Linked DNA regions of Homo sapiens: regions 1 and 3 are each linked to region 2. The links are chromatin loops, found by intact Hi-C in ENCODE. Cell type or tissue: endothelial cell of umbilical vein. All regions are shown on one strand. Each heading gives the region's core, and the rest is flanking DNA. Links, peaks and the distances in the headings are about the cores only. Region 1 has its middle 34 kb from the start of LINC01121. Region 2 has its middle 100 kb from the start of LINC01121. Region 3 has its middle 47 kb from the start of LINC01121.

Region 1 (10,552 bases), core at 4,967-9,966, 63 kb before region 2:
GGCCAGCTTTGGCAAACCTGCCACAGACAAACATCTCAATCGTCTGGCTGAACTAGATGGTAAAAACCCATTGAAATTACCAAACTCTGTCCTGGGTGTGTGGCATTCATCATAAGGTAGGGCCCCTGAGGAGGTCTCTGCCAAGAGAAACACTCTGGGAAAGACAGCATTGAGTAAGCTCTGAGGGCCATGGGCGGGCTGCAGTGATTCGGGAGAGGGGTAGAGAATTTTCCTGCCCCCTCCCTGGCAGCATCTCCCCCGCCTCCACACCAGCTACCCCTTCCCCTCCTGCCCTCCCTGTTCCCAAGGCGAAGCAGCTCTTGCTGTCCTTTCCTCTGAAACATGCAAATACCACCAGGCAGGGTGAGTAACAGGTCTGCCCCTCCATGTGGCAGATGTGGGAGAAAGACAACACCTTGGGTGAACTGACTGCTCTGGGCGTTGCTCTGTCTCCTTAGTCTAGCTCACCCCTCACACACAAGCCAGGGCAGGCTTCTGCAAACCCTATGGTCATCAGGTTACTTCCAGTTTGAAAAGTCCTTCAATGACTTCCCAGTGGCCATGACTTTTGTCTAATCATATCATGGTTAAGAGCTTGGGCTCTGGAACCACACGTGGGTTCAGACCCTGGTGTTCCCACTTAGGCTCTGTGTGCCCTTGGCAAGTTTTTAACCTATTCAGAGCCCTAATTTCCTCATCTATAAAATAATGATTCTGCCTATCCACTAGGCAGAATATGCTAGGTTTTGCTGCAATAACAAACAACCCTGAAATCTCAGTGGATTACAACAACAAAGTTGCATTTCTTATTCAAGTAAAGTTGGCTGGAGGTTGAGGGATCTCCCCAAGGCTATTGTCCTCTACATGGAAGCTCAGAGATCCAGGCTGTCTCAACTATGTGTCACCCCTGTCTACCATGTGCTTCCAGGATACTGGAGGGCCTCGTGGAGACTATTAAGTGCTTCAGCCTAAAAAAGATGTCCATCACTCCCATTCACCAGTCACTGGTCAAGTTTCTCAAATGGTCTTGCCTCCAACAAGGATGTGGGAAAGAGAAATTATCCTGTGTCTAGAAGAGTCCCAGATATAAGGGAGCACTGAACACAGGTGATAATGTTTAATGTTTAATGGGGTGCTGGTGGTAATGAAAGGAAATAATCCATGTAAGCCTTCAGCACGGTTTCTGCCATATAGGAAAGGTTTAAAAAATTTTCATCTTTTGCCTCCTCTGCCATTCTGGTTCTGAACAGTGTTCTGAAAAGCAGTTGCCCATTTCCTAGCTTGTGATTTGACCCTCCAGGCTCGGGTCTTTGTAGCCTCTCATTTCCCTTGAGCCCAGTGTTCATCATGAGATTTGCATCAGCCATTGTGAGAACCCTTGATGCTACAGTGGCAAGAGGCCAAGGTTGATTTCTCATCTAATATTCAATCACGCACACTACACACACTTACATGTGTTAAAGAGTGCGTATTCCAGAGGTCATGAATTAATGTTTCATCAGCGCTGTCATCATCAGTGAATAAGCTGATCCAAGGTCCAGGAACAGGAGGGGCCACTAAATAGAGGAGAGAGCATTCCTGGGAAAGGAGTGAAGACTCGCCAGAGTCCACATCTGTAAAATGGGGCTGATGCTCCTGCCAAGCTCACTGAGTTGTTGGTAAGACTTGACAAGAGCAGGAAGCCTGGTCCCCTATGACATGCCATCAAATGCAGAGCAGTATTTCTCTGGCAGGTGCCAAATATTATGGAATTTTTCCTGGAGAAAATGCATCAGCAGAATCCTTTGAAGATCTCCAGTGCTTCTCTTCTGTCCCTAGGGGTTTCTCTCCTCAGAGGTCTCTGCTTCCACCCTCACAATCTAATTCTTCTCCCCTGATAACTGACTCACCATACAATTGCATAGCTCAGTATCTCTTCTTTGCAGCCTCACTGGGAGGGGGCGGTCAGATTGCACTGGAGAGAGTGTGCAGCTTTTCCAGAGCTTTGCCCAGTACAGCCCCAAGCTCTGGGGAACAGCTTACTGCTACCCTAATAATAACAAGGCTCACACCACCATTACACAACTTTAATACCAGCTTTTATGCGGGCATCTGGGGATGTGTGTGCTTATGAGCAATTTGTAATGAGAAAAAGACCGACCTGCAGCAGGCTGGGAGGGGAGGGACCCAGAGCACCAGGAAAGACAGGCTCCATCACAGGGGCCGCCCCAGGCTCTGGGGACAGGACTGCTGCCCTGGGATGTTTAAGGCACTATTTGATCTCTTGTTAAGTCCCACATGGCTTCAATTTCCATGTGCTCTGAAAGAGAATGGAATTAGAGTCAACAGATCCATCATGCCTCTCATAAAGATGTGCTCTTACTCAAGAAGAAGAAAAAGAAGAAATGAAAACTCACGTTCACGGAAGACCTACTATGTGCCAGGACCATGTCAAGAGCTTTATTTTCATGCATTATTTTATATGAGCCTCACAATAACCCACTGGGGTAGATTTGTTGCTGTTTTTTGTGGTAGACTAAAAAAAAATAGCCACAATATTTTGCACCTCATCCCATCGAGAAGTAGAGTCTGTTCCCCCATCCGCTCAATTCTGTATTGACCATCCTGCTTTGGCCAGTGGGGCATTAGCAAACACAATGTAAGGGGCTTGAAAAGTGCTTTTGCATCAAGGCTTTCCCTCTCTCAGCTTTGAACCCTTTTGCCACTCTGTGAACAAGCACAGGCTAGCTTCCCGGGGATGAGAGACCATGTGGAGCAAGGCGCCCACCTCTCCAGCCATCCCAGCTGAGGCCACAGGCATAGGAGTGAGGCTGTTCTTGACCATCCAGCCCCAGCTGAGGTTACCCACACCTGAAGAACTTCCCAGCCAACTTACATAATCATGAGAAATATTCAGTGCTTGTTATCTTAAGCCACTATGTTTTCAGAAATTTGTTATTCAGCAAAAGCTATCTGATACATCCCTTTTTTATAGATGAAGAGCCCAAGGCTCCGAAAGCTCAAGTCATTTTGCCAAGAATCCTCAAATAAAATTGGCAGAGCAAGGATTTGATCCCCAGGCTTATATTTAGTGCCCTGAATTACCTGCTTTCCCCTGCAACTTGCTAGCACGTAGAGAGAGATGCCTGAGAGAAAATTTCCTTAAGAAACGCTAACTCCCCCATAGAGCCGTCATCACCCATTCCATTTTGAGGAAAGCTGGAAACTCTCCAGTCCTCTAGAGAATTTCTGCTTGGATAGGCACAGCACAGACCTGAAAGTGTTTCTCTAGATGGCATTTTCGTAAGTGGAAGCTCACTTTTCCATTGCCTCTTGTTAATGAACTGCTGCATCCTTACCTCTGAAGATTCTTCTAAGGGCACAGGCAACTGCTGCTGGGGTCTTGGTCCCTCTGGCTAAGAGACCCTCAGCACTGGTCAGGTGATCAATGTACCTTCAAGTACAACTGGAAATCTCCTTGGTCAGCAATTGTACTAAGAAGAATCACTTTGGATGTGTGAATTTAAACTACCTTTTTTTTTTTTTCACCCGGGCTGGAGTGCAGTGGCATGATAGCTTACTGTAACCTTGAATTCCTGGGCTCAGGCGATCCTCCCCTCCCTCCTCAGTCTCCCAAGTAGCTGGGAATACAGGCACTTGCCACCACACCAGGTTAATTTTAAATTTTTTGTAGAGATGGCATCTCACTATGTTGCCCAGGAAGCAACCCTCCTGCCTCAGCCTCCCAAAGGGCTGGAATTACAAGCATGAGCTACCAAACCCGGCTGAAACTACCTTCTTATCCTGACATTATATTTCAAGAAGGGCCTGCCTGAATATTGTCATACCCGCCTCAGGGAGGCCTAGTGACAGTTTCATGTCCCAGCAATCAGTTCATGAGAACAAATCTCCCTGGCAAAGCCCTGTGGTGCTTGCTGGTATACTCTCAGGCCAGTCTATTCCCATGACATAGGCAAAAGGGAGCTTATGAGTTCTGGGTCCTGGACACAGGGTAGCCCTCTGTCTTGATGCAGGATTGGCTTTAAGCGGACTTTTGAAATAATCACTGTTATATTCTAGCACTTCTGCGCTCTTTTTCAGGCCCCTGGCTTCTCTGCTTCTCCATTTTGGAATGAACCCTATCCTTCCACTCACCTCCCCTGCCACCAAAGCACTCCATGCTTTAGAATTATTTCTCCTCTCCCTTCTATCTCCCTTGACTCTTCTGCTCTCCTTACCACCTAGATGGGCTGGACCTACATAGTGGCTTTCCTTTCGCTGTCCTCAGTTTGTTTCTTTTTTTTCTTTTTCTTTTGTTTTTGTTTTTGTTTTTGTTTTAGACAGAGTCTTGTGCTATCACCCAGGCTAGAATGCAGTGGCACGATCTCAGCTCACTGCAACCTCCACTTCCTGGGTTCAAGCAAGTCTCATGTTTCAGCCTCCCAAGTAGCTGGGATTACAGGTGTGCACAACCACACCTGGCTAATTTTTTTTTATTTTTAGTGAAGGCAGGGTTTCACCATGTTGGCCAGGCTGGTCTTGAACTCCTGGCTTCAAGTGATCTGCCCACCTCATCCTCCCAAGGTTCTGGGATTACAGGCATGAGCCACTGCACTTGGCCAGTTTGTTTCATTTTAACTACTTTTCATCCTCCATTTAGAATCGATGCATTACTTAGAAGCACCAAATATTTTTCACCTCTCTGTCACCCGGAAATGACAGCAGTGAGTCTGCTGGTAGCAGCCCTGACTCATCCATCAAAAATATTAAATTGGATTTTAATCACATCTGGAATTTCAGATATAAACTTTCACACATATGGTGAGGAGGGAGTTTGTACTTCAGTATCCTTCCGTTCTTAAAGGTAAAAATCTGAGTCTGTTTAAGAATAAAATACCTAAGAAGAAAGAAATCTTCTGATATGATTTATGGGATACCATATGGAACCTGGAATTTATTCTTGAAAGCAATTGTGTGCAAAGAAATTAGCAGATACTAATTGCTTTTGGGAGAAAATTGCCTCTCATTACAAACTATTGGATTTTTAAAAATGAGCTCCTTCCCAGCAGTGTGAACATCTGGATTCCCAGGGGCTATGGGCAATGCCAGAGCCCCCTTTCAAGCCCAAGACAGAAGAGAGGTATTGCAGACTGCTGAGGAGATTTGCATGAGGAAGGTGGCAGGATGTGGACGTGTCAAATGCTGCTTTTTGGCTCACAAGGTCAATCAGTATGGGGCCATCAGAAGCACTCGACTGTTTAAAATCTCAGCTTCAATGTTGAACTCAGCTTGGCATTCACGGCTCTCTAAAATCTGGGCCTTGCCAGCTCCTTTTCCCTCTACCTTTTCTCTCCCTCTATCCCCCAAAACCTATGCCCAGTCCACAAAGACCTCCTCCACCCTGGAACAATGGTCTCCCCTTTCTTCATGAATCCAAACCCCTAGCCTTCAAGGCCCATCGCAAAGCAACTTCCTCCCCACTGGAGGCCCTGGAGCAGGCCAGGCCTCTCCCCAGTACCACCGTGGAAAAGCTGTGCTCCAGCCTGCCTCCTGCCGACTCAACTTCTAACAGAGGGGAGAAGGCAAGGCTGGAAGTCTCCTACCCACAAGGTCCTTCTCAGGGCTCATGCGCCAGATCCTTACAGTTCAGACCCCTTTCCTCCCACACAGTGCCATGTTTTGGGGTGAACAGTCAGGCAACTTTGTGCCCCAATCTATAATGATCAATAAACTGAGCAATACTGTATCAAGATGAGAAAACTGCATTCCCAGAACTGCCCCCAGGGCTCTTTGGCTGGAAGGAATACTTTGATAGTAGAAGGGAGTGAGGCAGGACCCTCCAGGGGTCATTCTCAAGTAACAGTAGAGGGTCTCTAAACTGCACTTAAGGGCCCAGTTAACTCCATGGCCTGGGGCTCACTGACCAGCTTTCTGGTTCATAGATGATGCCTTCCCATTATTTCCTCCCATGGTGGAAGGCCTGAACAAGCTCCCTTGGGCCTTTCCAGTGGGTTCTTTTTAACTGTATGCTCCCTTTTTATGTTGAGGAAAGGTGGAGTGCTGCATGGGGAGGGCACACAGAAGGAGGACCTTCCATTGTAGCTGCAGCTTCTCCTCTGGTCTTGAGCAATTAATTCTGCTCTGGCTCCAGCTTATGTTCCCTTCTCAGTGAGCCTTGGAAATCCCCAGTTTATGTGTGATTTGACACACACTTTTGTTTTTAGTTGGCTGTTTCACTGAAGATGGAAGGCCACTTACTGTGTATATTGTGGGGAGCAATGGTTTTCCCAAACTGTTTTAGCCATGGAACTCTTTCTTCAAATTGAAATCTCATGTGGAAGCCAAATACTTAAAACCTCAGGCCCACGGAATAGGCCCCTTCCTTTTTGATCCCTTAGGGTTTTCTCTTTAGCTCCATCTCGGAATGAAAGTGATGAGCTCTGTCTTACTGTTTCTGCAAACAGACACTCCACATGACCTGCTAGATGAGAGAGGGTCCTCCACACACATGCCATGGAAAAATGAGCTGCCGCCAACCCATGCTGGAACGCCCTCACCTACTTTCCGCTGGCTGACTCCACACTGACTCTTTTGAAAATTTAAAGCTGTTCTTTTTCCTGATGAAATCAGGTAATTGTTCCAAAATTCTAAAACAATAGGTAATGCAGCAGGTGTTGGGGTGGCAATTCGCACAATTTTGAGCACCATGTTTTGTACTTGGCTTCTCTGCATTGCACAAGGGACTATACCTCTCTGCCTAGGCCTTCAGAAAAAGAGTGAAAAGAATGCTTTCTTGGCCAAGCATGGTCGCTCACACCTGTAATCCTAGCACTTTGGGAGGCCAAGGCAGGTAGATCACTTGAGCCAGGAGCTCAAGACCAGTCTGGGCAACATAGCAAAACCCCATCTCTATAAAAATAAATAAACAAGTAAATACATAAATAAAGTTAAAAAACGCATTCTCATTTGCTAACTCTCCCCTTCTCCCCTCACTTCCCTTTAACCCTTTCATCCCTGGTGGGGTGGGGACCCTAACCATCTCCACACTTTCCCCTGGAGGCTCTCCCTCTCTTCACTGAAGTATCAATTCCTAACTCCTGAGGTCCCTTTCCATCCCTGGCAAATGGGATAGACTCCAGCAGCCTCCTGTGAACATCCTGGGGCCTCTTTCCAGCCTGGCATCTGATGCTTTAGGAAGTGAGGGAGGGTACACCCTGGTCTCAAGGTCTTTGGACATCTTGAGGGCAGGGAGAGAGAGAAGTGTCCCTTTCTGAATGCAGTTGTCTTTTTCTCAACCTTAACTCACCATCATGAGAATCTATCCCTTAAAACAACAATAACAGAATTCCTTGGCTGGTCATCAGAAGAGATTTATATTCTTCCCTTAACATGGCTTTGACCTATCTGATACTGGGGGAAATGAGTAACCCTTGTTCATGAATGGTACTATGTCCAAATCTCTTCTCTATAATACTGTCTAGGATTCTTCCTTGGTCAGTGATACGGTTTGGCTGTATCTCCACCCAAATCTCAACTTGAATTGTATCTCCCAAATTCCCACGTGCTGTGGGAGGGACCCAGGGGAGGTAATTGAATCATGGGGGCTGGTCTTTCCTGTGCTATTCTCGTAATAGTGAATAAATTTCATGAGACCTGATGGGTTTATCAAGCGTTTCCAGTTTTGCTTCTCCCTAATTTTTCTTTTGTCGCTGCCAAGTAAGAAGTGCCTTTCACCTCCTCCCATAATTCTGAGGCCTCCCCAGCCATGTGGAACTGTTAAGTCCAAATAAATCTCTTTTTCTTCCCAGTTTCAGGTATGTCTTTATCAGCAGCACAAAAATGGACTAACACAGTAAATTGATACCAGTAGAGTGGGGCATTGCTGAAAAGATACCCAAAAATATGGGGGCACTGCTGAAAAGATACCCAAAAATGTGGAAGCGACTTTGGAACTGGGTAACAGGCAGAGATTGGAACAGTTTGGAGGGCTCAGAAGAAGACAGACCTACCCTTAACCTGGTGGGCACAATCTAATCAGCTGCCAGTTAATATAAAGCAGGCAAAAAAATGTGAAAAGCTGAGATGGGCCTAGGCTCCCAGCCTACATCTTTCTCCTATGATAGTTGCCTCCTTCCCTCAAACATCGGACTCCAAGTTCTTCAGTTTTGAGACTCGGGCTGGCTCTCCTTGCTCCTCAAGCTTGCAGACAGCCTATTGTGGGACCTTGAGTTCATGTAAGTTAATACTTAATAAACTCCCCTTTATATATATATATACGTTCTATTAGTTCTGTCCCTCTAGGGAACCCTGACTGATACAATCAGAGACCATGAAAGGGGAGGGATTTGTTTTGTTTGTTAGTTTTAACTACCACTGTCAGATAAAAGTAGAGCTGGTCTCATTAAAATGGTGGGTGGGTAGTGGAATTCCCCGCCCTCTGAGCCCTCTACTCCGCTCCTGGCAAACTCCCTGAATAGAGTTGCTACATTTTGCAAGTAAAAACACAGGACAACCAATTAAATTGGAATTTTAGATAAACAATGAATAATATTTTAGTATACAGTAATTATGTCCCAAATATTGCGTGAGACACCCCTACCCCTGAGACACCCCTGGGAACACCAGGACTCCACAAAGCACTAATTGAACCCACTGTTGCAGGCAATATTGGTATCAATGAAGTAGGGGCTCGGGGTAGCTGATGTCTAAGGTTCCTTCATCTCAAGGACTCTGTGATGCCTTATGTACCAATGCACTGAGGGAGGACACAGAACATGGGTCAAATCATGGTCCCTTCTGGAAAGGGGCCCCCTCCTTCTCAAACCTCAGCTCCTGACTAAGCCCCTGACTGTGGCTCTGAGTGTGCTATTGTCTACTTTGGCTCAGGAGCCTCAAACCCTGACCCTTGCTCCTTCCTCATTCCCATCATGGCCTCCTGGCAGCACTTCCAGGTGACCACCAATACTTGATAGTGGGCTCTGCCTCCAGCATCTCCGTTACCTGCCCTCCAGTCTGGGGCCCCTCCCTAGTTTTCAAGAGCCACCACCTGGCACCTCTAGTGAGTAGTGTGTAGCTAGGGCTTGGTGAGGACATCAGGCTCCCCTCAGAGCAACACAGACCAACCCTGCCTTGCAACAGGAAGCCTCTGGCTCCCAGAATTAAAGTCCATGTCAGGAAAGTAAATGAGGTTTCCCTTCCTAAAAACAATCAGCCAAGATCGCCACATGAGAGAGAGAACAGTTTAGTTTGGCCAAAGTCAGGTCTAACAGAAAGTGTATGTGATAAGCATCTCCTGGCTCAGTGAGGGATACAGGCCAAGGAGGAAGGAGGAGCCGGGTAGGGAACTCATGTAACCAGAAGACAACGAATGAGAGGAAATACAGCCTGAAACACAGGAATGTTTTCTAGCCTTGGTTCACCGGATGTGTTGAAGCAGGCTTGCAGTTAAAAAGATAAAGATGCTGACAAGAATGCTAGAGTCATCCTCCGACCTCATCTTTCTCTCAAACCTAAACACACAAAAAACAAGAAAAGAAATAGAAACATCAAAATTAACCTCTCCATTTCTGCCTCCTCTTAAAATACAAAAGGATCACATCTGGTTAATATCAGCACCAGGCACAGAGCATGGACCTAGGTTAAGTAACAAGCAAATCACAGAGTAAATGGACAAATAAATGAAGGTAGCTGCCCTGTTAGAACTCCTTCTACACTTAGAACCAGAATATCTGAGTTCAAATCCCAGCTCAGCTTCTATTGATGCTATGCCCTCAAGCAAGCGTTTGATCTCCCCAAATCCTCAGGTTCCTTATCTATAAAATGGTGTTCACAACTGTATCAGCTTCGCCAGACAGCAGTAAGGACAGAATGACATGATATAGCAGAAAGGGCATTTAAACTCTAAAGCTCTTTCCAAGTATTAAATATCACAAAATTCAACCCCTACCTTTAAGCAGCTTGCAATCTGGATCTGTGCTGTCCACTATGGGAGCCACTAGCCACATGTGGCTATTGAGCACTTGAAATACGGCTGATGCAAATTGACACACACTGTAAGTATAAAATGCACACTAGGGAGTGTGTGTATTTTAACATTAAAAACTGTAAAACTATATTGTTAATATGTTTTATAGGGAACACATGGTGAAATGATAATATTTTGATATATTGGGTCAAATAAAATACACTATTAAAATGTCTCCTGTTTCTTTTTACTTTTTTAGTGTGGCTACTAGAAAATTTAAAATTGCATTTGTGGCTCATATTGTATTTCTATTGGACAGTGTTGGTCTAGATGGACCACAAGACATGGGCACACATGAAGTCAATGATAATACAGCAACCAAACAATAAGATGTCGAGAAGCACAGGTCAAGAGAGGTTCTCAACACTATCAGTGCTCAATGATTGGCTGACGATGGCAGTAATTTATTGATACGCAAATACTGGCCAATCAGTGTGCCTTGAAATGCAAACTGATTATGTGTATGTGTCTTTCAGTCTCCACAGGTCGGAAGAGCAAATATAAACATTCTGAACTTAAGCAGGCTTCAGGATCATCCAATCCAACATC
Region 2 (10,552 bases), core at 2,063-7,062:
TCCAAGAGATAAGCTGTCGATGTGGAAAAGCCATTAAAAAGAAAAAACACCTGCTTATTTATGGGCCTTAGATGTAGTTTCTGCGGGTGCCCAAGAAAGACTTTAATGAGCAACCAAGTTGGTGTTTGGTTGCCTCATGAGGAATGGAACTAGGGAGATGTATATGGAAGTATATACCCAAATTTTTAACTATGAGATGTTGGGGAAAGGTCCTAAAATCCCAAGGCTCTCTTCTTCATTTGACTCCCCGGTACTTTGTTGAAATAGAAGCTGACCCCTTCAGAACTGGTCAGATTCAATGGATGCAAAGATAATGGCCTTGTCTTCTTAAGGCTGAAAATGACCTTGAAGTCATTGATGCCTCCACGTGAAGCCCACATTCTGAAGTAACATCCTTGCCAAATTGTTGTCCAGCCTTTGCCTGAATGCCTGGCAGTGACAGGGTTGTCACTGTCTATGGGGGTAACCTTCTCTATCTTTAGAAATGTCTGGCTTTTAGAAACTATTTCCTTAGATAAAGTAAAAACCTGACTTCCTGTGACTTCCATTCATTGGCCTCATTCCACCTCTTGGGGCTGCTCAGAAACACATTTGCTCATTGTTGCACATGGTGGCTCTTCCATATTTTAAGCCTGCTGTTCATCCTCCATGCCTACTCGGTGAGTCTTCTCTTTGTATTTCTAATCTGACACTGATTTGAAGCTCTAAACTACCCTAGTCATTTTGGTCCTTTCTCTTTTCTAACAATTTACTTTTCAGAGAAGGAAAAGTTCATATTCTGCATTTCCTCTGAGATACTTCTGAACTTCCCCTCCATGGGTTAGCACAGCATAGGAAAATTCAGTAAAGGGATGGTTTATCTCCTCCTCATCTCCCAAATGTTCCATCTGTCTGGATGACAGCAGGGATGGGGACCTGGAACTAGACACATCAGCTGGGATATAGCTGCTTCTGAGGGGATGTCAAGTGTAACAGCAGAATGTGACATGAGTTCGTTAATGGGCATGAATTAGCAGATGTGACAGGGGTTAATGGGCATGAGCTAGTCTGACAATGAAGGTCTCAAGGAGGGTCTCCCCATAGATCCAAAGATCGGACATCCAGGAACAAGCAATTCCCCAAGAATCAAGGAGACAGTGGCACCAGGAAAGCTGCACAGCAAGTGGCCATGCCTCAGGCCCAGGGTCCTCTTCTTAAGGAAACTGGTATTCTGGGAAGGCCAACAGTAACAAGGATGCAGGCACAGAAAATTGAGCCCCAGATCTGGGTCTGGATGAGGGACTTTTCTTGGCCAGTTTGCATACCAGTTCTGATTAGTTGGCAGTGAGTCCTGGGGCCTAAGGCTGAACAAGATTCTGGTTCTACCTGCTCTTGCAACCTCATCTCTGCCCTTTTTGCTCCTGGAAGACTGGGCTCCTCATGGTTTCCACCACACACTTTGTATATTCTCCACTCTATTCCTTGGCTCTCCTCTGCCTTCTTTTCTCCCACTCCTCATCTCAACATCTGGAATGGAAAGCCCTCCTCACTCTTCTTAGCTTCTTTACGTCTGGCCTTTTCTTCTTGACTCAACTGGTTGGATGCCCCCAACACTTGATTCACCTAAGACTCTAGGAATCTAAGACAAGATTCTAAGACTGATTCCAGAAAAAGACTTTAATGATTGATTGCAAATGTCATCCCAGGCATAGGAGGGAAGAGTAATGGCTTAAATGGCTTGACTATTTCCAAACCAGCAACAAGGTTTGCCTGTAGAACTGGGGCCAGGGTCAGAATGGGAAGAGAATCAAATGGTACCTGAAGTTATTGAGTCCTGATGCGGGACCAGAGTTGCATCAATTCCTCCTGCCGGAGGACAGGACTCATCTGCATAGAAGTGTATACCAGAAATTTAAACTATGAGATGTTGGGGAAAGTGCCTAAAATCCCAATGCTCTCTTCTTCAACTCACCAGTACTTCATTGAAATAGAAGCTGACCTCCTTCAGAACTCGTCAGATTCAATGGATGCAAAGATAATGGGCTTGTCCTTTTTTTCTTGGGATATACTTCTATATGGGGCAGATGGCAACATACTGAACTTGTAGGGGTTATGGGGGGAGAGACTGCCAAAGCTGGACGATCAGGCAGAACTCAACAACCACAGTCTTCAGGCCAAAATGAGCTTCTGGCCATTTATAATTCCTCCAAATTGTAGTGATGCTTGACGTTCCTCAGTTTAAGTGGCAAATTTATGCAATCGGGAAGCATTCTGCAGAAGCAATTGTTGCAGTGAACAAAAAGAGAATTCCAGCTGTTTCAGGTCAATAAAACAAAACAGAACAAAAAACTTACAAAAACCAGGGGACAGGGAAGGGAGATGAAATGAGGATGGAAATGGTAATAAAGAGATTCACTTCCATAATAAGTAACTGGCAAAATATTTGAAATGTATTTATGTATATTTAAAAGCTTCATACCACTACTTGGAAGGTTATCCTGCATGGGAAACCTGTGATAGAAACTGATCGCGTTTTCTCTGAATGACTTTATTGTAAAAAAAAATGTACATTCTTAATGAGGCAAGGGAAGGCGGGAGGATGGACCACAGCAAGAAGGAAGGCAGAGCATCCTGAGGAGTTTGGAGTAGGATTTTATGCAAATCTAATCAGTTAACAAATCAAATCACAATTATTTAACCCATTATCACTGGTCCAGAGTAATGCCAGGCATATTATTCTTATCAACCCCTCACCCTGTCAAGCCCAGGAAAAAATACGTGTGTTTACTTTTATTATTATGCATCCTGTGATGAGCGCCACAGTTGCTAAGTGCATGCAGCACCTTTAACTAAAGAAACTAATTGCAAGCCACTTTCAATATCTCTTGTTTTTTAATTTAATGTCCTCAGAGAGATATAATTGGGCTGGAGGGAAGAATTTTCACTGAAGTCATGAATTTGCTATATAAATACAAACAAGAAAGAAAGCTAATACAGTAAGGGAATATGGGATTAATTTTGAAATTGTCTGATTAGTGGATTGCTGCCCATCAATAATTGCCTTATATTTTCCCAAGGCCCTCTCTTTATTGGAGTCTGGCACCGCATCTGCCCACAGTCTGTCAATCAGCCTGTGCAGCTGGGAGGGTCTGGGGAGACCACAATTGGAAGCCTGCTGGGGCACCTTGTTAGACAAAGCAATATATCCCAGACGTGAAAACACTCCCATCTCAACTCAGCTGCTAACATCTTTACACTCAATCCTCCTGCCTTGGAGCAGGACCTCAATGTGACTAAGTCTGATTTTTAAAAAGGAAAAGAAAAAGTCACAACTGCCTGTTTACATGTATTTTACAGGCCTGGGCTCTACTGGAATTGGAGGTCAGAAACACCTTCCCCCTTGCAGTCGCTAAGTTGCCTAGTAACATCCTTGAGAAGAGCTCTGCAACAGCTGGAATTTTTAAAGCAACATCGGCGTCATGGGGGACACCTAAACACGCTTCAGACATTTAAAAATTAAGAAATATGATCAGAAGGGCTATGAGCAAGTGTGCAGATGGTGGGTTTCTAGCTTAATCAATGCCTAAGATCTGGAATGTTCCTTAAGCTCCAAGAACATTTCCCATCTATCCTCCCCAGGCCTGGTGCTCCCAGGTCCTTAAAGACATGATCACAGAGAAGATAGGAGGGTCTGTTGACTGAACTCACCATAAACATCTTTTCAAACCACATGCACACACACACACACACACACACACACACACACACACACACACACACAAAGCTGCAGCCCTGCTAATGATATGTTTATGCCATGCCCATTTCCAGAAATATTTATTTCTCTCTACCTTGCCAGCAATCAGTCAAAATACACAAAAATGGATTTGCATGTAAAGATGCTTCATTTAGAAGACCAAAAATATGATAATAGAACAAAGATGGCCCAGAGCATGCTTTTTTGTTTTGTTTTCTTATCTTCTACTGTTTTCCTTTTCTGTTTGGTAAGCTGAGCATTTGTTTTAAATTGGGATTTTGTCCTTGTGAGGTAGGAAATAAAATGATCTGGAGCCAAGGTACCTAAACATGAGTTTATTAGTGTCAACCAAAAAGTGACTGAGGCAGATGTCAATTGATTTAGAGGCTGATTTGGCCAAGGTTGAGGATGCACCCAGGAAAGAGACACATGGGTCCCAGTAGGATCTGTGTCCTGCGCTTTTTCCAAAGAGGGTTTTGAGGACTTTGATATTTAAAGAGGAGAGGGAGAAGGAAGTGGAGGAGGAAAGGAAAAAAAGGCGAGAGGGCAGGCAATGAGGCAAGTGGTCACATTCTTGTGAGGCTCTGATTGGCACTCAGTAAAGCTACATTTTACATGTGAGAAGAACGGAGTGGTGGGGAAGTCAAGCATGCATTCCTATCTTGCTCAGTAGATCTACATTCTACATGAGATAAAGTAAACATATAAAACTACAGCTGTTTGGGAACAGAAGGAAGGTAGCTTTTTGCATGACTCAGTTCCCAAGCTTAACTTTCCCTTTGATATAGTGAGTTTGGGATCCTGAGATTTTATTTTCCTTTCACATTAGTCATTGAAAGGCAATTTCCTTTCCTCATCACAGGGGCAGAGGTCTAAAGGACAGAGCTAGCTGCAATCCAGGCCTGCGTGGTAAGAAAGCCAGCCCCTGGAACACTGAATGGCTCACATCCATGTTCACCACAGAAACCTTAGGAATCATCCATTCCTTCCTTCTACTTTCCATTTGGTTTTCAGCCTTGAAGTTGGTCACACCTTCCTCCAGTGTGTCTTCCTCCTGTGTGACTAACGAGAGCAGGTGCTGGTGCTTGGAGCACTAAAATCACCCCTGGTTGGCCAGGTGCGGTGGCTCACGCCTGTAATCCCAACACTTTGGGAGGCCAAGGCAGGTGGATCACGAGGTCAGGAGATCGGGACCGTCCTGGCTAACACGGTAAAACCCCATCTCTACTAAAAACACAAAAAATTAACCCAGCGTGGTGGTGGGCGCCTGTAGTCCCAGCTACTTGGGAGGCTGAGGCAGGAGAATCACTTGAACCCAGGAGGCGAAGGTTGCAGTGAGCCAAGATTGCGCCACTGCACTCCAGCCTGGGCGATAGAGTGAGAGTCCATCTCAAAAATAAATAAATAAATAAAATCACCCCAGGTGGACAGCTCAGTGCCCCGGGGTACACACTTACTGTGGCCTTGCCAATTAGCAGGCCTGGGGCCAGTCTGACATTGTACATCTCCTGTTGGGAGAGAACATGAATATTTAAATCAGAGTTGTTGTGAAGCTTAAGAGATAGAAGGCAGGTGGAAACACATTTTCAGCTCTAGTCTAGAGCGTTCTGTCAAAGTAAGGTGATTTTTTTTATTACTAATTCTTTTCATGACTGGTCATAAGAGTGTTATCAAGGCAGCCGCCTTGGCTGTTTGCTTTGCTTTGGGTGAGTGGGCAGCCACCAGCTTAGGTCACAGGTCCATGGGACTTGTACTTACAATAATGAACTTCCCAGGTGCTGGGCTTGTGGCCCCAGGATGAAGGAGTCTTCCCTGCCTCTGTTTCTCTTTTCAAATATGCTGCCCTTCTAAGGCCTGTCAGACATTGGGCCACTTCTCACTCTGGCTTAAAGGAAATCACAATTTCTTTTCCTTACGAGTTCAAACCTCCAGAAGAGCAAAGCAGCGGCAGGCAAAGTCCTTCTCTCCAGGTACCAAGTTGGCTTTTGGGACCTCTGTAGTGTGTACCTGCTATCCCTGCAAGATGTCCTCAACTTTTTCACAGGCTGATCCCAACACCCTGAGGGGGGCTGAATCTTCTACTTTTTCACATTCTTTCCTCACTTGCAATGCTTCTCTTTTTTCTCTGGGGCCCAAGCCTGCCCTTCTTTAAAGCCACCCCTGACCTCATGGCTTCCAACTGCATCTCCCTCCACTTTCTCCAACCACACTAGCCCTTACTCATCTCCTCCTCCCTGAATCTTGCAGCATTCATGGTTGGTAAAGGTCACTGGACAATGATGACCCTCTATGGTCTTGTTCCTTTCACATTTGTTGAAAATTCTCTATGTGCTAAGCACTGTGCCAGGGCAGATCCAAGCAAGAATATATAAAGTTATACTGTTCCTCATTTTATGCTAGCAATTTTCAATTGCCTGGCCTGATTCTAAGCTCCTAGAGGGCAGGAACCATGTCTTATACTGTATTTTGCAAGGTTCATAGTATCTGTCAATAAATATAGAGTGAATGACTCAGCGACAACCAGTGTTTGGAGAGATCCAAGGAGTGAGCTTAAACCACAGAGAAAATGATCTTGAAAATCAAAATGTTGGTTCCCCAGTCAGGACAGCAACGTCCCTTGCCTCCTAGATGGCCCGCCCCATATTACCAAACACATGGCATTGGGGAAAATCAAAGTGTCACAAAATAGTCATGTCTCCTGTCACAAAATAATCAACTCTGTGGTTCAGGTATAACATGGAAACAGTACTAGGACTGGAGCCATCAGTGTGTTCATTCTAGGTCCAGACACAGGCTCCGTGCTTGTGAAGAGAACCCAGGGCTTCTGACTAGAGCACAAGAAGGCCACCAGGACCTGGGCCAGGGACTAGATCCGTGAGATCTCCAAAGTCCCCATGGGCAGAAGCCTTAAGCCACCAAGATGTAAAACTTGATCCTGGATGGGGGGCTAGGAAACCAAGTGGAGATTCCCACAAAACCATGAGACCAGGAAGGGTGAGCTCAGGTGAGGTCTTCACTTCCAGGTTTGTAAGTGTTGGAGAGCCCTATGGCTGTCCTTGGACCTATCCTCTTCTCCACCTCCCTGAGTAACTCTGTCCAGTCCCATGGCCCTCATCTGATCAACGATGATGCCTATATTTACAGCTCCAGACCCAGACTCTTCCTGAGCTCCAGATACTTGGATATCGGATAAGTATCCCAAAGTCAACACGTCCAAAACACATCTCATGATTCCTATCCCAAACCAGCTCCCTCTCCACATTTCCCTTTCTCAGGAAATAGCATTGCTGTTCAGCCACTCTGGCCAAAATCCTAGGAGTCATTTTTGAGTACTCACTTTTCTCTCACACCCCATATGCAATCCTTCAGCAAGTTCCGTTGGCTCCATACTCAAAAGATACGCTGAATTTGATGGCTTCTCATGACCTTGACCACTACGGCAGTGTATGAAGCCAGCCAACCCCACCTGCCTGGGCTACTGCTGCCGTTTCGTGCGTCTTCTTGCTTCCTCCTTTCTCCTCACTAGTCTGTTCTCCACACAGCAGTCATAGTGATGTTTGAAAACCATAAATCAAACCATGTCACTCCACTACTCAAAATCCTCTCGTGGCTTTACTGTATGCCTAGAATAAGATCCCAAACTCCTCCTGTGGACTACAATGCCCCGCCCAGTGTGGCCTCATTTCCTGCCATGCCTTCCTTGCATACTGTGCTCTGGTCACTTTGACCTTCTTGCTTTTCCTTGAGCCCTGTTTCTTGCCTCTGGACCTTTCTACCTCCTCAGTGTTCTTCTCCTGGGTCTTTGTATAGTTCCAACCTCATTTCACTCTCGTGTCCACCGAAATACCTTCCAAAGAGGATCTAGCCCATCTACTCTCCCTTCCCCATGTCCTCATCACTCTTCACCCCCTTTCCTTGTTCATTTTTCTTCATTGTCACTAACTGAAACTATCTATTTTGCTGTCGTTGTTGACATCTTTCCCATATCAGACCCATGAGGGTAGATATTTTGTCTTTTTTGTTATTTGTTATATCCTTAGGGCTTGAATCGTGTTTGGTACATAAGAGGCACTCAAGGAATATTTGCTGAGTAAATTAGTGAATGGATAAATAACCTCTAAACTTAATGCCATATTACTATACTTATGATCACGTACGTAGTAACTCTCATGGAGTAATTTTTAAAACTAAAAGCCCTAGATTTGTAGGAAGGCCTTTCTTTGTGGGGGAAAAATGGTCCCCAAAAGAAACCAAAACAGTAGAGTTGCTAACAGGACAGTGCAGATGATAAAGAGAATGACTAGTTGCCTTCATAAAGCAAAACTCAGGTTTTGCAAGGTTGAGAAAGTGTGGCTGGGCCTTTCCTCCTCCGCCTCATTCTTGTCTCAAAGTTCCCCTACCCCTGCCCCAAGACCTCTGAACTATTAACACTTGCACCCTAGCTCCAATTTCTTACAGCAGAACTGAGACCACACTGGATCATTTCAACAAGACTTCACCAACTCAGGGAAACTGAAAGAAATGCTTGGTATACAGTGAGCCGGGTGCTGTGAGAGGGCACAGGGGAGGAGGAGGAGGAAAGAGCTCTGGCAATGTCCTTCCCTGAGGGCCAGGCTCACTGGCATTGCAGGATGGCCACTTTGGAGAAGACAATGTAAGGTTTGGGAGGTAGAAGGAGGACTTCAAAATGGAGATGGGAAGGTGCTTATACTTCTAATTGTTTATGTCCATCTTCCTCACCACTCATGAGAGATGAAAACTTGAATCCCAGTTTTTACAAGAAAACACCGTGCTTGGAGGCAGGAGTGGCAACAGGTCTGAGTGCCGCAAAGCTGGTGCTTTTTAATCACCTTGGATCCCCATTCCACGAGGACCCATGGAACCAAGGGCCACTTCTCCAGCTGGGGCCTGAGGAACACCGGAAGTGTCCACTTACAGTCTATGGCTTTAAAAAGCCTACAAACATGTGTGCTGGCTTGTTTTAAAATAAATGGTGTCACCCCTGGTTCCCCATGATTCTCACACCAAAGTGGGAGTGGGGGAGCCCGCAGGGGAAGGAAAGCTCTGAAGCAAAGCTGCTCCCTAACCATAAGGCCAGAACCCAGCTAGAAACATGACTGATGATGTGATAAGAGGGTGCCTGAACCATACGGAATGGAGAACAGGAATTCCAAGGTAACTGGCTGCATCTTAGGAACACAGTTTCCATTTACCCACTTGGAACAGAACAATCTGCAGCATAAAAGGAAAGTAAAATTTGGCAGGGCTCATTGTAAGCTGGTGAGGAGGCATGAGTGGAGAGAATTCCTAAAAGAGATCCTAACTTAATCAATCACTTGAAGCAGGAGGCAAAAAGCTGCTTTCAGAAATAGATCAAAAGGGTTGGATTGGCCCAGGCGTGCACACACCGTATCAATCTCTGGCCCAACCGTGCGAGGCCCCAGGCATCACCTCACAAGCGTGCACAGAGCAGCCTGGTTTTATTTGTAAATGCACAGGAACCATCTGAAACCCAACCCCAGGGTAAGGCTGATGGGGCAGGGGCCATGTGGAGTAGGAGTCAGGACCAAATGGAAATTCCCTTGGATTTATTTTCCTCCTGACTTCATGCCAGTGGAACACACACTAAATTCATCCCCAAACTGACAAATTAGTGGGGCCCCATCTAAGAGATGGAAAAGGGCCTGAGGCAAGAAAGAAAGGCCAGGGCTGGCTGGTGCCAAGGACAGAAGACCTGCCTCCCTGGCCTGTACCTGCACGAACTCAACTCCCAGGAACTGAGGCCACTCCTGTCTCTCATCTCCGTGCTCAAGGCTTTGAGCCCAGTATCCAGCCTTAGTTCACCTAACCCTCTGCACATGTAAGAGACTATATTAGTAGCTTCTTTATTTACACAGAAGACATTAATTATATACTTTGTGGTCCATCTTGCTTTTCTCACTTTATATCTTTTTCTCACTTTACAGTATCACTTGGAAATATTTCCATATTAACTTTGGTCCTATGAAAGAATTAAGCCCAAGCACTTTAAATCAGCAATGAATATCTGGAATTACGTTTTCTCCTACGCATTCAGAATGGTACTAGTCACATACAACGCTTGGGAGAATTAAGAAAACAGTCACTCAAAACACTTTCTGTTTTCTGGGGTTTGGATGAGGACGTGGGTTAAGAAAGGCTGATGGGGTATGGTGAACTACAATTTAACCAGTCCTGTATTGATGGACATTTAAGTTGTCCCCTCACCCCTCTTATTTTCCTACTACAAACAATGGTGCAATGAATATCCTTGTAACTGTAACTTGGAGAACTTTGGTGGATATCTCTGTAGAGTCAATTCTTAGTGCAAAAATGCTCCACAGCTAGATTTTAAGCTCCTTCAGGATAGGAAAATTTTTAAATCATCTTTCTTGCTCCCTCACTTAGCACAGTCAATATATAGTAGGGACTCAATAAATACTCGTTGACACGGATTAGTGAAAAAGATACAATCCATACCCTGAAATAATAGAGCCATAAGCACAAAACAAAAAACAAAAAAATGGTTTATGATAAAGTGGTAAGAAAAGTGGTATGGACCTGGTAAAAAGTGCTGCAGGAATTCCAAATGGATGGTGTTAGGTCTTTGATTTCTACCCTTTTTCCTGCATCTGAATTTTATATAACATTGCTAATTAACATCTCCTTCCAAGAGACCAGCAATGGATAGATCACTCCTGCCTTCTTACTCCTGGAAATAACAAGCAGGTGGAAGAAAAAGAACCTGGTCAGAGCTTATTCCTTTCATTGTAATTTTTGGGAGACATCTAGAACATCACT
Region 3 (10,552 bases), core at 2,466-7,465, 52 kb before region 2:
AGACAGGGTTTCACCATGTTGGCCAGGCTGGTCTCAAACTCCTGACCTCAAGTGATCTGCCCGCCTCGGCCTCCCAAACTGCTGGGATTACAGGCGTGAGCCACCATGCTGGCCCCAGATATTTTGACTTTTGGGCTGGTGCAAAAACACCAGTCCACTTGGGCACTGGGGCACAGGAGATGTGTGTGTATGGAAGCTGTGAGTGTGTTGTGACAGGGACATGCACTGTCCACTAAGGCACAGGTGGCTAGTGAACACTTGGACCATAGTAGTCTGAATTGAGATGTGAGGTAAGGGTAAAATACACACTGGATTTCAAAGACTTCGTTCAGAGAAAACAAAAAGAATGTAAAATAGCTGGTTAAAATTGAAGGCATGTTGAAATGATAATGTTTTAGACATACTGTGTAAAATAAAACATTATTAAAATTAATTGCACCTGTTTCTTTTTACTTTTGTTAATGTGGCTACTAGAAAACATGAATACACACATGTGGCTCATTATATTTCTATTAGACAGTGCTGACCCATAGAGGGGTCTAACCTGGAAAGCAGACAGACTTGGGGACAACCCATTCAAGTGGACCTGGAGTGGCAGGGGTGGTATCTCCCTCTAAGCCTTAGTCTCATGTGTCTTTCTCCATTGTCTGTACATTTGGTCCTTTAATCTGTCCAACCCAATAATGAACTATTTCTATCTCTCCTCTGCCAACCAATCCAAATCCAGTCACTTCAGAATGCAACTCAAGGGCACCCTTCCCCACACCTTCCTGTCCATGCATGCCTCTGAGTCTCTCTTCTGCTCACTGCTTATTTTGCTCAATTTCTGCCTTATTAGCCACAGCACAAAGCACCTGCCATAGGTCCCTCAACAATGACATGAGTAAATTGGTTGCAAAAAAGTGGGCAAATGAATGAGTAAAAAGTGTATGATGCAGATACAACCCCCCACCCGAGAGAGAGAGAGAGAGAGAGAGAGAGAGAGAGAGAGAGAGAGAGAGAGAGAGAGAGAGAGAGAGAGAGTCCTGTTTGCCTATTTTGTGTTTCTTTTTCATAGATACATGTCTTGTGTGTTTAACCAGCTATAAGACTTCTGCCTTACTACTTTAGTTAAGACCTGGCCACATGGTTTTTATGTCAAATACACAATACATTCTTGCAAGCTGATTAATTCCCTCTTTTTTCAAGGTTAAGCCAGAGTCTCAACTTCTTCATAAAGTCTTTGATGTCTCATTCCACACAGCTCTTCCTCCTGACTCCCATGGCCAGCAAGTTCTATGCTGTGTGACAAGTATGTCTTTGGTTTTCTTTTTAGTTGTTTCATGGGTGCGAATCCTGCGTTTCCTTTGACCCTGCTCCCACCCACATCCCTCGTGGACTGTAAACTTCTTTGAGGCCTGAAACTATCTTCACTTCAAGCTCTAGCACAGAGCCTAGCACACAGTCATTGTTCACTAAAGACCTGCTGGTTGGTTGCCTGGAGGACAGAGGGATCTACCCATAAGGGTCTTCAAAAGAGATGTTTTGGGGAAGTTTGGTGCCTGGATTTCTGGCCCCTTCTTTCCACCTTCAACATTCAACTACGTCTCGTTAAACATAAAAATCAGCCAAATAAAAATAACTTCAAAGGGTGGCCCACTGGGGCTCCATGCACTGCCTGGCAATGGATTTCTCCCCAAGAATAAATCAATTGGTCTGCACAGTGAGGCCCTTCAGTCTGGGGCTTCAGAAAGGAGGCTCTGGCCAGGAATTTCAGCAGAAGCAGGCACTGATTTAGACCTCCCTAATCTATATCAGCTCTTACACTAATAAGAATGGCTGTGAGAGCAGCTGTGAGAGGGCCCAGCAAGGGCTGGGGAGCCAGGCGGATCTCAGGTGGTACACTCCCAAACTCAGGCAAAACAAGACAAAGAGGTTAGGAAACTTCAGAACAATCACAACACCTCTCTCTCTACCTACACAGAGCTCCACTAGGAAAAGCCCATAAGTGCTGAAGGTTTGGTCCTTCTTGTCCACCAAGCCATCAGGCCAAAGCATAAACTCACAGGACTCTACCTCTTGGGCCCTGCCCTCTGGCTTCCCGGAGGAGCCTCCTAGAGCTGGAGAGCCTCGGTGGCAGTCAACACCAAGAACAGTGGGTGTGGGCTGCTTGGAAGGGGAGAAGAGATTGTTTCTTTTGCAGTTGTGTCTGGTTTATTCACCCTCTTTACCACAAGACCATCCTGTTGAACATTCTTGAGGCAGAAACAAGAGAACACCTTGATATTTTGACTCTCTTGAATTTCCATGAGTACGCTATGGGTACTTTGCCCACAGCGTCACAGCCCCAGGCATTGACAACAATGTATATTTCATATATTCAAATCCTAGGTGAGAGACCTAGGATTTGACCCACAGGTGCTCCCTGCACCTTCAGTGACCATTGTTGGAAACTGTTCAGTGAAGCCTAGGATCCTCTGACCTTCCTTGAGGGAGCATTAGGTCCCCTGCCCCTGGTCACAGATCCTACAGGGCCTGGCCTGGACCCCAAGGACCCTATAGAGTAGTTCTTATTCCAAGCTAAGCACCCCTTGTCTCTAGGACACCTCTCTCTTCGCCCAAGTAATCTCTTCCAGCCAGAACCTAAATAACCAGTTTGTTTCACCAAATGTCACTGGGATAAGCCTTAGCAGCTGTCTCTAAGAGTTCTCTGTAGTGCAGCCTCTGAAGCAATTTTTGAGGGCTCATCCCTGACTCATTTTTCATTTTACCCAGGCCCTTAGAAGACTGCACAGCGTTAAGTACCCACCTCCTCACCAGTTTGGAAACTCAAAGGCCGTGGCAGCCTCCAGACTTTGCCAGCGTGTGGAGGTGGTGCTCTGGCTGTCCTAGCAGCCACCATAGCAGCCAGGTACCTGCAACTGACACATTCTGCCTGACAGTCCGCTCACCATTCTCACTCCCCTCCCCTCCGTGCCATCAGGGATCTGAGTCCTTGAGATTCCCAAGGAAGGCCAAGGTCCCAAAGCTGCTGGGACGTTGGGATCCTTAGCCTTTCCTAGGGGCCATCTCTCTTCACTGTTGCCAGGGTCTTAGAAAGCCCTGGCGTGTGAGAGAAGGCTCTGCACTCAGAGAAAGGAACCTGGGGCTTTCACCTTGAACTGAGCCCCATTCCTAGGAGCTAAGCAGAGGAAAGGGAGAGAACGAGCATCTCCCAAGCTCCAGGAACCCTGCTTGGTGACTACACCTGTTATACTCTTGGCAGCACACAAGAGCTATCTGTCCTCTCTGTAAAGCCCTTGCTTCCAGATGCCCCACTGACTTTCTGGCAACATCTGTGGGTGTGCTGTGTACACAGTGTGTAAGCTGTAGTGGAAGAGGCGGGTTTGAGCTTACAGCCTCCATTCAAAGGGCTGCCCGCCTTCCCAGTTTGGCAAGACTCCAAATGGACTTCTGAATGGTTTCTGGGGCAACTAAGGTTGAGGAATTATTCATGTACCCTGAAAACTTGATTGACCTGGAAAGTTTCTGACTTCACTTGACCTTGCTCAGGCCTTTGCTCAGTGTCTAGGCACTATGGAGCTTCAGAGTTTCTTACCAAGAGCTCTGTGCTTTAGTTCCTCTTGGAGCTAAAGTGAGGCTTAGATCCCAGGAACGGCACATGACTGGTGGGTACATGCATCTGCTATGAACATCATCTGCCACATGCAAAAGCTGAGCATCATTAGGCTTGACTGCACATCCTGCTTTAGAGCAGGAGTGTGTCTGCAAGTCTTGTATCCACCATCCTTCATAGGGCCAGGGATACTGTAAGTGCTTACAAAGGACCTGCTGATTGACAATATATCAGCCTCTAAATGAATTTAGAGGTACAAGGGCACCCACATACAGCCTCTGTTGGCCATGAGATGTGCTGCACTGGGGCCCCCAGATGCTCATGGGGGCCAAACCAATAGGCAGCGTGGGCAACAAGGCTTCCCATGTAGGTGTCAGGAGAGCAAGAATGGGGGCTGTCAGGAGGTCCAGATGCAGGCATCCAGCACGATCTGGAAGGCGCTGAGCCCCGGAGCAGATCCAGGCAGCTATGGATCCAGCATCAGAAAGGCCTGTCTGACAAAACAGGCATGTAAACTCACCCAAGAGTGCTGCTCTGATCCCAGGGACCACTACATAGGGAGTCCGAGGCTCCAGATGAATCAGGTCCTCCATGAGGGGAGCAGGGCAGAGACTGAAGCTCAGCAGATCATCCAGGCCCAAGTCCTGAGCAGAATCTCAGAAGAGATGGCCTGATGATGAAGGGCTCGTCCAGAGCCTCTGAGCTGCAGCAGCTGAGTCCAAGCATCCAGGTACAGCTGAGCTCAAGGCATCGTTCATGGCCACAACAGGAAGGTGACAGGAACATGGTGTCAGGGCCTCAGCTTATCACTGCAACAGCAAAGTAGAAGCCACAGAATAATGTCTAACTCTAAGGGAGGCAAGAAACTAAATGCATCACCCATGATGTGCCTTCATTGATAACCCCGAGAAAGACAAGCCCAGGCCAGCCATCCCACTAACAGCCTTACTTTCTAATGCATGCAAAAGCCCTGCGTGCCTACAGCCTGATCCTCCTCAAGCCCAATTTCTTGAATGCCCAAACCACTTCAGCTCATGCTATTTGCCTGTGTGTGCTCACCTACTTCAAGCATTAGGAGGCGTGTGTTTATGTTCCCTATTGTCCTCATAGGCATTTCCATTGAAGTTATATTTTTCTAAAATTTTATTGCCGGTGAAAGAAAGGCATAAATGTGCAGAGTGGAATTACTGACACATTCAGGATATACGAGGGACATTAAAGGCACTGTTAGGATTTGATGACAGCTGCCAAGAATCTTTTCTATAATCATAAATGAGATAAGCACGAAGCAATGAAGACAACATAAAAAAACCTGGCAGCAGCCAGGGGCAGGTGTTTCCCCTGCTGCAGTTAATGACTCTGTGGGAGCCTGCTGCAGACTGGAAACACGTGCAGGAGCCCCCGAGGCCCAGGGTTCAGGGGGCTGGGGAACCGAGGGGTAGCTCACTCATTCTCCATGTCCATTCTTACCTACACACATTTTCCCGGCTGACCCCCCGGCATGGAGAGCATCCCCTCCTGTGCTTTCATCTCCCGGAATCCCTGCCAGCCTTCCCAGCATCAGCTGGAGCCCTCTTGCTCCCAAGCGACTGACTTAACTTCTCCACTCCAAGTCTGCACTTGGCTCACCTTGCCTCCGGCTGCGCTCACAGTCTCGGTGGGTCTTGAGTGCTTGGATAGCTGGGGCATTCCGTGGCCCTGAGGCGGGGCGTACTCTGCTCATTCAGGAAAATATTTTACTAGGCTCTTATGAGCTGCACATGGGAGATCACTCAGTGAGCAAGACAGGCCACACTACCTGTACTGTGGTCTATCTTCCAACTACCTGTCCTTTCCTTCCAAAAGTATTCAATTTCAAAACCTTCAAGCAAATTCTTATTAATGACACACCCCGCTCTGTTATTCTCTCAGTGGAGACACTCAAGGGAGCAGCCTGGGGCTAAGACATCTTCATCTTCCTCTCCAGACAGCTTGCAGCTCTGCAGAGGGAACTCTAGCTTCATGGCACTCATGAACATGCAGATCAATCCAAGAGTCAGGGGAAATGACACCCCAAGTTATAAGCCTCTTGTTTTACCGTGGATTCATGAGCTGGAGTTTTCCCCCAAGCTCCGAAATAAACATGGTGGAGATCCACAGGCACAAATATTTGGGAGGGAGGGGCTTAATGTGGAAGTCCTTGGGCAACCTAATACCCAGGGGCATTCTGGGAAATCAGTGGGAAGCAGGAAAACCTCCCTGGGGTTTTCCATCAGCTAATGTTACCTGCACTCACCCCAGGACTGCTCTCCTGCTGCCATCATACCCGGCTCAACCCTTCCCACCTGCCCGGATGATTCCTGGTTAACCTCAACCCAACACAACCGTATCTACACCACTCATTTGCTGCCTCCTCTCTAAAAGCTGTAGCCTCTCTATGCCTCCATTTCCTCAACTCTGAAATGGAGATAACAGCAGTGCTTGCTTTTGGACAGTTGTGAGGATTAAATGATCTGAGCTAGTCCATGTGAAGCTTCTGGATCAGTGACTGATACAGAGCGAGTGCCCATTGGACGTCAGCTGTTGCAGTTGGTATTATTATCAGCATCGTTATGCTCCTGCCTGCGAGAGCTCAGGATTTTCTGTGGTCAGTTACCTTTTATGTGCAATCTAGTGTCTTTGTGGGCCCATGGGGAGAGAGAGGGAGCTGGGACCACCCAGAGCCCTATGTATTGGTACCAATGCTCCTGGCTCCCTTACAGGAGCACACATTGTGTGCCAGGGATGTCATCTATACAGGATTTCTCAAACTTTAGTGCATCTAAGAACCTGCTGGAGATGTGGCAAAAGCACAGAACACTGGGCCACACCCTCAGACTTTCTGATTCAGTTTGCATTTCTCCCAGGTTCCCAGGCAATGCTGCTGCTGGTGGTCCAGAGACCACACTTTGCAAACCACTGCTATAGGATGATGCAGGCACGAATTTTTCCACTTTGTCACAGCTGTATCCCCAGCACCCAGCACAGTGCCTGCACAAAGTAGGTCTCCAGTAACCTCTTGATGATGATTTGTGTGTGCCTCACTAATTCTGTGATCCTACAGCATGCTGCCTCCTGGCTCCAGGTAGTCACACCCTAGTTTGACAGGCATGCCATCTGACCTACCCCAGCCTCTGGGGGAAACCACCTCACCCCGAACCACCTTAACATGCATCCAGCAGAGCTAGAGGGCAGTCCACACCTGGCCTGAGTGATGCTTCCAACTTTGCCATGCCCAGCCGGCTCTGCACAGCTGCCTGTCATGATTAACCCGTGACATTTCCAACACTGTTATTGGCCCCAAGACTGGAAGAAGCCAGAGGTGAAAAACAAGTGGAGAGGTTGGGCATGATGGAGCAGCCTGACCACAGAGATAGCCGCTTTTTGCCTTTCAACAACCCACAGACTCTTTCAGCTTCTTGGTTTTTATTCCCCTTTATCCTTCCTTCCTTCTCTCCTTCCTTCCTTCCTTCCTCTCTTTCCTTCTTTCCTTTCTTTACTTCCTTCCTTTCTCTCTCTCCTTTTCTTTCTTTCTTTCCTTTCTTTCTTTACTTCCTTTCTCTCCTTCTTTTCTTTTTCTTTCTTTCTTTCTTTCTTTCCTTCTTCCTCTTTTCTTCTATCCTTTGGCTTGGCTTCCAGGCATTTTCTTTGTTTTTATCTTCTAAAATGTCTTTGACCATGACAAAGCACTCACCCAAAACCAGTGATAAGCTTCAGGAGTTCCTGAGTGAAGGATATGTAGAACTCTCTTCACTATCATATTATTCTAACATAAAGTTTAAAAAATATTTGGTAGAACTTCCTTGGTGCTGGATGCCTAATATGCCTAAATCACTCTTCTTTTCTCTCCCCACTTTCTTTCCCAAGAAAAGAAGATGTGACATAATTCTTTGCTGCTGAAGCAGCATTTCTCCAGGGGACTTTCTCCAACAAAGAGAGTGGTGTAGACCCCGCCCCACCCCCACCCAAAGAGAGAGCACCTCACAAAAATGAGATGAGTCTGTGGGGGGTGCTGTGGGTAGAAGTCCACAGGGTCCTAATTTGGGGTGCAGGATGGAGCCACGTTTCAAAGGGAGATTGGGAGTCTTCTTCCCAGGGCAGGTGCAATGGAGGCTGCAGGCTGGTTCCCCACTCCTTTGGAGCTACATCCTCCTAGGGTGTGCTGGGCCTTTAATTCAAGCAGAGAGGAACCCATGTAGCTGGGTATGTTTGTCAAGACTAAGAAATTAACACTGGTACATTACAATGAATTAAACTTTGTGTTTTATTTGGATTGCGCCAGTTTTTCCACGAAGGTGATTTTTTCTGTTTCACGATCAGCTTGGCAAAATGGATGGTTTTAGTAATTCAGCAAGTTTGTTTGGAGAACTTTAGGTGCTTAAAGTCACCATTAAGGAATCATGTCTTTAAAAAGCAAACACTTTTTGATTTTAAGAAGTCTCAAACATACCACACTTCTGGGATGGGTGATGCCATGAATGTACCATCAAGCAAGAGGATTCCATTTTCTGTCATTTATGGAAATTTGAAGATCACAAGCAGCTATATTTGTGACACAGCATGACAAGAGTCTGTGACCTGCAAGGGAGGCTGGCCGACAGCTGGCACAGTGCGTAGAGGCACAGCCCAGACAGACTCTTGTGTTCCCAGGCGCACGTGGCATTGCTGTGCACCGGAGCACCTGAGGACCTGTGTCCTCATCCTGGCAGTGTCCCTCTCCAGGTAAGGGACTTCGAACTTCAGTGCCCCCTCTCTGCTCCTCAGTATCTTTGCCTGCAAGATAAGGGGGTGGGCTGGGTGGTCTCCAGGCTCCCACCTGCTGCCTACTGCTTGCCATGCAGAATGGCCCAGAATCTGAGACGAGGAGCAAGAACAGACATAGCCTAGGTGACCCCCAGGATGCCAGAAGGTGACTTCAAACCTCATCTCCTGGGCCCCTACCAAGAGGTCTAGTATCAGGAGTCAAGTTCAGAGACAGGAAGCATGAGGACAATTCCACAATTAGGAGTTTTAAAGACACCTAGCTCCCTGTAGCCAGTATGACTTCCCTGCCTCCCTTTCCCCAAGCCCTTCCTCAGGTTATACCCAAGGCCACCAACAGCCACCACAGGTTGGCTTTTCTGTGGACATGGGGAGGAAAAGTGGTTGGGGTGGGGGCATGTCTCAACACACAAGGCTGCCTGCTTTCTGCCTGTTAGGAGGATGTACCTCATATGCCCATCTCCCTCATACCCCTAGACCTGGCAGAGGATGAAGCAGCAGCTTCCCCTGAGGGCTGGAGAGTTGCAAGGCAGAGCCCGGGGTGTGGCTGGAGCGGAACTATTGTGGGAGGCACCTCCAATGAACTTCTGCAGTGTTCTCTGGGTGTGAGTATGAGGCCCAAGGGGCAGGAACTGCATAAAGGGTGCATGGCCCAAAATTCTACCACCAGAATGAACCAAGAGGACAGGACTGCACTGGGCTTAGAGCCCATTCACGGTGGGGTGTGTTAGTCCCTTCTCTCTTAATTCTGGGGCTGGGCTCCTGGGCCTCCACAGGGAAAAGGCTCTTCTAGAGCAGTACATGGAGTATCCTGGGAATGAGCAGAAGGTCATCCAAGGGTAAGCTTTGAAGGACAACACCATGAGAATTTGTGAGTTCTAAAGGTTTTTTGTTGTTGTTGTTATTGTTCTTTTCTTAAACATAGTACATACAGCCCAACTGCCTGCTGCATTTCTCTGATTTTTGTTACCATAATTTAAAAGGCTTGGGGCTTCCTGGGTATACAGGAAAAGCAAACAGTTTTTCTCTATATTCTCAACATTTCTGACACCAAATATGTAAGTGATTTCCCACACCAAGCACTTCTCCAATTCTCTGCAGACAACAAATGTGTGTCCCACAATTCCATTCAGCTCTAACACTATCTACTTGGAGTTAGTGAGGGATCCACAAGTTAAGAACTCATAAGATGCCCCCACTTCAGATGCCAACTGCAGGCCCCAACTTGCCACCTGTACTTCTGACCCACGACTGGCTATAAACTGGGGTTCCCACAACCCCTTTTGCTTGATAATTTCTTACAACAGCTCGCAGAACACAGGGGAACACATTTACCAGTTTATTCTATCCTAGAGGATAGATAAAAACACAGATGAGCTGCCGGAAGGGGAGATGCATAGGGCGAGGGCTGGAGGGTCCCCAGCACAGGAGCTTCTGTTCCAGTGGAGTTGGGGGGCACCACCCTCCTGGTTCATGGATGTGTTCACCTGCACAGAATCCCTCCACACCCTGTGCTTGAGGGATTTTTATGGCGGCTTCATCACAAAGGCAGAATCAATTATTAATTTAATATCCAACTCCTCTCCCCTCCCTGGGGATGGGGGTGGGGCTGAATGTTCCGAGCCTCTGATCATGCTGAGGTCTTTCTAGTGAGCAGCCCCCATCCAGGGGCCCACCAAGAGTCACCTCATTAGAACAAAAGATGCACCTATTATCCAGGAAATTCCAAGGGATTTAGGAGCTCTGTGTCAGGAACCAAGGTCAAAGACTAAATATTAGAACAAAAGATGCTCCTAGCACGACTATCACTTAGGAAAGTACAAGGGTTTCAGGAGCACGGTGCCAGGAACTAGGGGCAGAGACCAAAGGTTTATTCTTTATTATATCACACAGGGCCACACTGACTCCTGTGGTTAACGAGAACCACAGGTGTATATTTATCAGCTTGTGTGGAAATCTTCTGTGGGCTATTTCATTCTTCTTTTGCATCTCCCCACTACACTTCTCACCGTGCATTTGAATGAATGGTGCTCACCAATTTACTCCTGTGTGTTCAAAGGACAGCAGTGGAGAGTGAGAGGTTAAGTCCCAGGAAGAAGAGGCTGAAACTCAGAGCTGTTGGGCACCACCGCAGCGCCACAGGCATCTGTTCTATGGGTAAGATTTGGCAGGGCATGC

What was found. Hi-C counts contacts between places; a loop is a spot of excess contacts. Peaks named below come from ENCODE experiments on the same cell type or tissue, not always from the same donor. Only the 100,000 strongest peaks of a DNase experiment are listed, where the experiment ranks them.
Region 1: a loop joins it to region 2, with 6 times the contacts of the local background. A loop is called at or near these places in 3 of 110 quality-filtered maps.
Region 3: it touches region 2 in a loop (5-fold over the local background); 2 of 110 quality-filtered maps call a loop at or near these places.

Annotation. Positions count from the first base shown.
Region 1 is chr2:45,284,040-45,294,591 of GRCh38, forward strand. No RefSeq gene overlaps it. Among named protein-coding and RNA genes, the nearest start is that of LINC01121, 34 kb to the left of the region's middle. In endothelial cell of umbilical vein, for the core only: no CTCF peak of the experiment used is centred there; a DNase peak (open chromatin) is centred at 7,352; H3K27ac peaks cover 1,502 bases.
Region 2 is chr2:45,349,558-45,360,109 of GRCh38, forward strand. No RefSeq gene overlaps it. Among named protein-coding and RNA genes, the nearest start is that of LINC01121, 100 kb to the left of the region's middle. In endothelial cell of umbilical vein, for the core only: no CTCF peak of the experiment used is centred there; a DNase peak (open chromatin) is centred at 4,544; H3K27ac peaks cover 1,682 bases.
Region 3 is chr2:45,296,869-45,307,420 of GRCh38, forward strand. No RefSeq gene overlaps it. Among named protein-coding and RNA genes, the nearest start is that of LINC01121, 47 kb to the left of the region's middle. In endothelial cell of umbilical vein, for the core only: no CTCF peak of the experiment used is centred there; a DNase peak (open chromatin) is centred at 4,863.